Regions from separate parts of the Homo sapiens genome. Here region 2 is linked to region 1. Evidence: chromatin loops called from intact Hi-C (ENCODE). Cell type or tissue: CD4-positive, alpha-beta T cell. All regions are shown on one strand. Each heading gives the region's core, and the rest is flanking DNA. Links, peaks and the distances in the headings are about the cores only. Region 1 overlaps MIAT (myocardial infarction associated transcript). Region 2 has its middle 30 kb from the start of ASPHD2.

What was found. Peaks named below come from ENCODE experiments on the same cell type or tissue, not always from the same donor. Only the 100,000 strongest peaks of a DNase experiment are listed, where the experiment ranks them.
Region 2: a loop joins it to region 1, with 17 times the contacts of the local background. A loop is called at or near these places in 20 of 110 quality-filtered maps.

What each region holds. Positions count from the first base shown.
Region 1 is chr22:26,664,031-26,666,947 of GRCh38, forward strand. It overlaps MIAT (myocardial infarction associated transcript), which reads left to right. Exons shown (of 5, transcript NR_033320.3): 3 at 1,501-2,907. Among named protein-coding and RNA genes, the nearest start is that of MIATNB, 7.4 kb to the right of the region's middle. RefSeq lists an enhancer at 1,103-1,603. In CD4-positive, alpha-beta T cell, for the core only: CTCF peaks have their summits at 1,607 (motif pointing left) and 1,812; a DNase peak (open chromatin) is centred at 1,601; H3K27ac peaks cover 980 bases.
Region 2 is chr22:26,397,302-26,400,218 of GRCh38, forward strand. No RefSeq gene overlaps it. Among named protein-coding and RNA genes, the nearest start is that of ASPHD2, 30 kb to the right of the region's middle. In CD4-positive, alpha-beta T cell, for the core only: CTCF peaks have their summits at 1,544 (motif pointing right) and 1,750; a DNase peak (open chromatin) is centred at 1,540.

The DNA.
Region 1 (2,917 bases), core at 232-2,731:
AGACAAGATCTCGCTCTGCTGTTTGGGCTGCAGTGCAGTGGAGCCATCTCGGCTCACTGCAACCTCCGCCTGCTGGGTTCAAGTGATTCTCCTGCCTCAGTCTCCCGAGTAGCTGGGATTACAGGTGTGCACCACCACACCCGGCTGATTTTTATATTTTTAGTAGAGATGGGGCTTTGCCGTGTTGGCCAGGCTGGTCTCGAACTCCTGACCTCGAGTGGTCGCCTCGGCCTCCCAAAGTGCTGGGACTATAGGTGTGAGCCACTGCGCCCAGCTGAGGCTCATACTTCCTGTTGCATGTCTCAGTAGTTCAATTCCTGTTCTATCCAATTTTATTGAGGCATAGTTTAAAAGTCATATAACTCACCCATTCAATGATTTTTAATAAATGTACCAAGTTGTACAACCTTCACCATAAATCAGTTTTGGAACAGTTCGGTTACCCCAGTAAGATCTCTCATACCCATTTACTGTTCATCCACATCCCATCCATAACCCCAGGAACCACAAATCTATTTCTCATCTCGGTAGATTTTCCTTTTCTGGATATTTTGTATAAATGAGATCATACAATATGTGTTCTGTTGAGCCTAGCTTCTTTCCCTCAGCATGATGTTTGTAAGGTTCATCCATGTTGTAGTATGTACTAATAGTTTGTTCCTTTTTATTGATGAGTAGATTCCCTTATGTGGATAAGCCAGACTTTGCTTTTCCATTCATCAAGATAGGGGATTTTAATTTGATCAGTGCTGCCTAACTGTGGTATATACATATAATGCTACAGGATAAATATGGCTTATATTTCTGGAACATAAATATCACACACAGATTTACTTAAAGTTTAAATCATTGAGTGGTGAAAATAATTTTTGGAACATGTACTGTGTGCCAGGCACTGGCTAAGCTTTGAAAATCATTAACTTTGGACAGGTGTGGTGGCTCATGCCTGTAATCCCAGCACTTTGGAAGGCTGAGGCCAGCGGACTGCCTGAGGTTAGGAGTTCAAGACCAGTCTGGCCAACATGGTGAAACCCCGTCTCTACTACTAAAAAAAAAATAAGTTAGCCGGGCGTGGTGGCACACATCTGTAATCTCAGCTACTTAGGAGGCTTAGGCAGGGGAATCACTTGAACCCAGGAGGCAGAGGTTGCAGTGAGCCGAGATCATGCCACTGCACTCCAGCCTGGGTGACAGAGTGAGATCCTGTCTCCAGAAAAAAAGAAAGAAAGAAAGAAAGAAAGAAAGAAAGAAAGAAAGAAAAACAATTAACTTTGAGTCACACATTGAGTACGTAGGAGTGAGAGAGCCACAGTTTCCTCCAGGTTTCTCTAGCCCCAAAGCCCATACCTTCCTTTGTACCCTCTAAGACGGTGTCAGCTAAAGGTCCCTTGAAACCTCCATCACCTTATTAATATCATGACTCTAGGTCCACAGAACGAGGGGAAAGGGTCACTGTGGATCAAGCCAGGCTCCTCTGAGCAGTCCAGGGTCTATTTACAGAGAGCAGCAAGTTCCTGGGACAGAGGAGACAGAAGGGAATTTCCAGGTTCTTCAGGACGTTCACAACCACACTGAGAAGCATCTTTGCAGATAAGTATTTAAACTTACCAGCCCATAGCCTACCAGCCTGCCCTCTTCTGGTCTGTGCAGGAAAGTGTAGTATCCTAGAATGCCAAAGTGGGAGGGGAAATGGGTGATGTAGCTCATTCTCTTTTCTACCTCTATGGAAGAAAGAAAGAGCCTGTCCCCATTTTGTGGGGTCCCAGAAAGGGTGATTTTCACACTTCACATTTGGCGTTAGGGCTAGTATTTCACAAACATTACCGTCTGGAACTTTTGAAGGCTGAGTTAAATGACTTCATCTTGTGTACTTGTAGAACTGCTATTAGAAGGAGGCTGGGGACTCCCTGATGATGTGAACCAGCCCTTCTCTTCTCAGTTTCAGCACTTTGTGATCATATTTATAAACCTTGGACAGGGCTCCTTGGCCTTAGAGTTAAGTGAAGAGTTAACACTGTGACTTTAGATGCATTTTTCTCAGTGTAAGTGTCTGAGCTCATCTCCAGTTCTGGACTCGTGCCCCCACTCCCGGGTGCTGACAGCAAGCTCTGAAGATATGCTGAGAGAGCTCCCTGACTCTCCTGACTCAGGTCTGCCAGTTGATGAAGACAGCACAGTTGTTACCAAAAACAAAACCTGGCAGATGGTCCTAGGTCAGGATTAGTGGTCATTCTCTGGTCTTCTCCAGACTGGTGACACAGGGTGGTCTTAAAAGAGTCCTAGTCCAGCCTCTGGCTCCCCGAATTTCCTCTGGTGCATGGGGCATCAGGAAAGGGCAGGGGAGAAGGAGGGGGAGCAGAAAAATAACTGAGGCTGGGCAGAAGGGTCCCTTCCATTTCCCATCCATTGCTTCAAACAATGGGTGATTACCGTGCACCTTGAGTGAATGTCAAGGCAGGAAGGGTTCCAGGGCCACCCAGTGTGGCAGGAGCAGAGCTGGGATCAGAATTCTGGATTCCTGACTCTCCGTTCAGCTGCTATTCAGCTATCACCAAGCTGCTGAGTTTGTCCTACTTTCTCCTGGGTCACATTCTGCTGTTGTTGGGAAACAGGGAGTGAGTGAAGGGAACCTGGGAACCCTTCTCCCCTCACCTTTTAAGGATGTTCTGGGGTGGAATAAAGAGAGGTGGAGGGTGGGGTGCCTGGGCCCAGCCTCCCTGGCTCCTGGTCCTTCTTTCTTCAGCAGGGAGTTCTGGCAAGGCCTGGGCCTGGGGAGGGGGCCTGGGTGCAGTTTTCTCCTGCGGTGTGGTTGGCTCTTTTGTCTTCCAGGATGGGCCTGTGGGGTCTGTGTGGGGAAGGAAGGAGCTGGGAGCCTGGGCTGCCTGTGTGTCGGCTGGATGCTGCCAGGTAAGCCTGA
Region 2 (2,917 bases), core at 136-2,635, 270 kb before region 1:
TGGATTTTATGTTAGTAGGCATGAAAACAACAGTAATCTTCTGTACATCTCCATCAAAGCCCATGGCTGACCAGGTGCATTGTCAATGAGTAATAATATTTTGAACAGAATCTTTTTCTGAGCAGTAGGTCTCAAGAGTGGGTTTAAAATATGTAGTAAACTATGCCATAGACAGATGTGCTGTTATATATGCACAGGCAGAGTAGTAGATTGCATAATTCTTAAGGGCCCTGGGATTTTTGAAACAGTAAATGAGCACTGGCCTCAACTTAGAGTCACCAGCTGCATTAGCCCCTAACAAGAGAGTCAGCCTGTTCTTTGAAGCTTGAAAGCCAGGCATTGACTTCTCTCTAGCTATGAAAGTCCTAGATGGCATCTTCTTCCAATAGAAGGCTGTTTCATCTATGCTGAAAATCCATTATTTAATGTAGCTACCTTCCTCAATGATCTTAACTGGATCTTCTGGATAGTTTGATGCAGTTTCTACATCAGCACTTGCCACTTCACCTTGCACTTCGATGTTATAGAGACAGCTTCTTTCCTTCAACCTCATGAACCAACCTCTGTTAGATTCAACCTTTTCTTCTGCAGCTTCCTCATCTCTCTCAGCCTTCACAGAATTGAAGAGAGATAGGGCCTTGCTCTTAATTAGGCTTTGGCTTAAGGAGATGTGGTGGCTGGTTTCATCTTCTATCCAGACCTTTAAACTTTCTCCATATCAACAATAAGCCTATTCTGCTTTCTTTTCATTTGTGTTTTCACTGGAGTGGCACTTTTTAATTTTCTTTAATAACTTTTCCTTTCCATTCACAACTTGGCTAAGTTGCAAAAGAGGCCTAGCAAAAGGCCAGTCTTGGCTTCCAATGTACCTACTTCACTAAGCTTAATCATTTCTACCTCTTGATTCAAAGTGAGAGATGGCAACTCTTCCTTTCACTTGAACACTTAGAGGCCATTGCAGGATTATTAATTGGCCTAACTTCAATATTGTTGTGTCTTAAGGAACAGAGAGGCCCAAAGATTGGAAGAGAGATGGTGAAACAGCCAGTCTGTGCAGCAATCAGAACACACACAGCATTTATGGAATAAGTTTGCCATCTTCTATGGGTGCAGTTCATGACACCCCAAAACAGTTACAGTAGTAACATCAAAGATCTCCCATCATAGATCACTGTAATAGACATAACAATAATTAAAAAGTTGAAATATTGTGAGAACTAACAAAACATGACACAGAGACATAAAGTAAGCACATGCTGTTGGGAAACTGGCATCAGTAGACTTGTTCCATGCAGGGTTGCTACAAAACTTCAATCTGTAAAAAAATCAGTCTCTGCAAAGTGCAATAAAGCAAAGCCCAATGAAACAAGGTATGCCTGCATCATTCTAAAACTATGTCACTAATACTATTGTTGGTGGCGCTACCACAGTGCCCAGCACAGAGTAGGCACTCAAATATTTGGTGAAGAAATGACTATCAGCCAATAGAGAAGCCCAAAGCCGGGCCGGTGTCACTGGCAAGCTGGGTCCCTTTAAACCACCAGATGGCATCCTCAGCATGGGATTCTCAAGGAAGGCCTTGAGCATCCTACAGAAACTGAATCACACTTCTGTTTCCTCACAATGGTTATTTTCTTTGGACAAAGATAACTGATGAAATGGATTCTTTCTGGTAAAACAAAATATGATTTGGAGAATTAGCAGGCTGCCCTTCATTCTTGGCAGTAAAAGAAACCAGCATCATTGTTACTCATTCTTGCCCAGGCTGCGTGTTACAGATAAAAAATGGGGTGGCTTTGGACCCAGGGCTCATACAATGCTGCCCCCAACCAGAGAACCACACAAAAGACTTTCAAAGATTCTAACTTGTACTGATGTTCTCTAGAAGGGACTGAGTGGGAAGTATATTACCAGGCACATCACACAGAAAAACTTCCATAAAATCCTCTGTACCCATTTCTGTCCCCAAGAGTCTCACATTCCTGGGAACCTACTTGAATCTCTCTCCTTCCCCAAACTCAGGAATTCTCCCACCCCCTACCCATCTGACTTTCTTCCACGTAGGGTTACCAAATGTACAAAATAAAAATGCAAGACACCCAATTAAATTTGAAAATTAAATAAATCTGTAGTATTAATAATACAGTTCTGACTGTGGGACACCTGACCATGGTCTGGCCAATCAGAGGTTCCATGATTAGTGGAGAGATGGTCACATGAGCCAAGCTGGGCCAATGGGAAAGTGCAATATTTGGGACATATTTATACTTAAAAAAAAAGTGTTGTTTATCTGAAATTCAAATTTAACTGGGATCCTGCATTTTCTCTAGCAACCATACCACCACACCCTTCTTATATAAAAATAATGCATAAGATGAACAAGTTCTGCAATGCTATGTTGTACACTTAAAAATCTGTTCGGGGCCAGGTGCAGTGGTTCACGCCAGTAATCCTAGCACTTTGGGAGGCCAAGGTCGGAGGATTGCTTGAGGTCAGGAGTTTGAGACCTGCCTGGGCAACATGGCAAGACCCTGTCTTCACAAAAAAATTAAAAACTTAGCTTAGTGTGATGGTGCATGCTTGTAGTCCTAGCTACTGGAAAGGCTGAGGCAGCAGGATCCCTTGAGCCCAGGAGTCTGAAGTTACAGTAAGCTATTATCACACCACTGCATTCCAGCCTGGGCGACAAAGCGAGACTCTGTCTAATAAAAAAAAAAAAAAAAATTAATCTGTTAAAAGTTGAGATCTCATGTTAAGTGTTCTTGCCACAACCAATTTTTTAAAAAGAAAGAAAAATAAAATATGCTATTCATAGTGCATAATCAACATAATCCCACTAGCAAGTACAGTATCATACTAAATGAACCATTTGATTTGCAAATTTTCCAACGTCGTGAATCTCACAACTTTTGTGCCA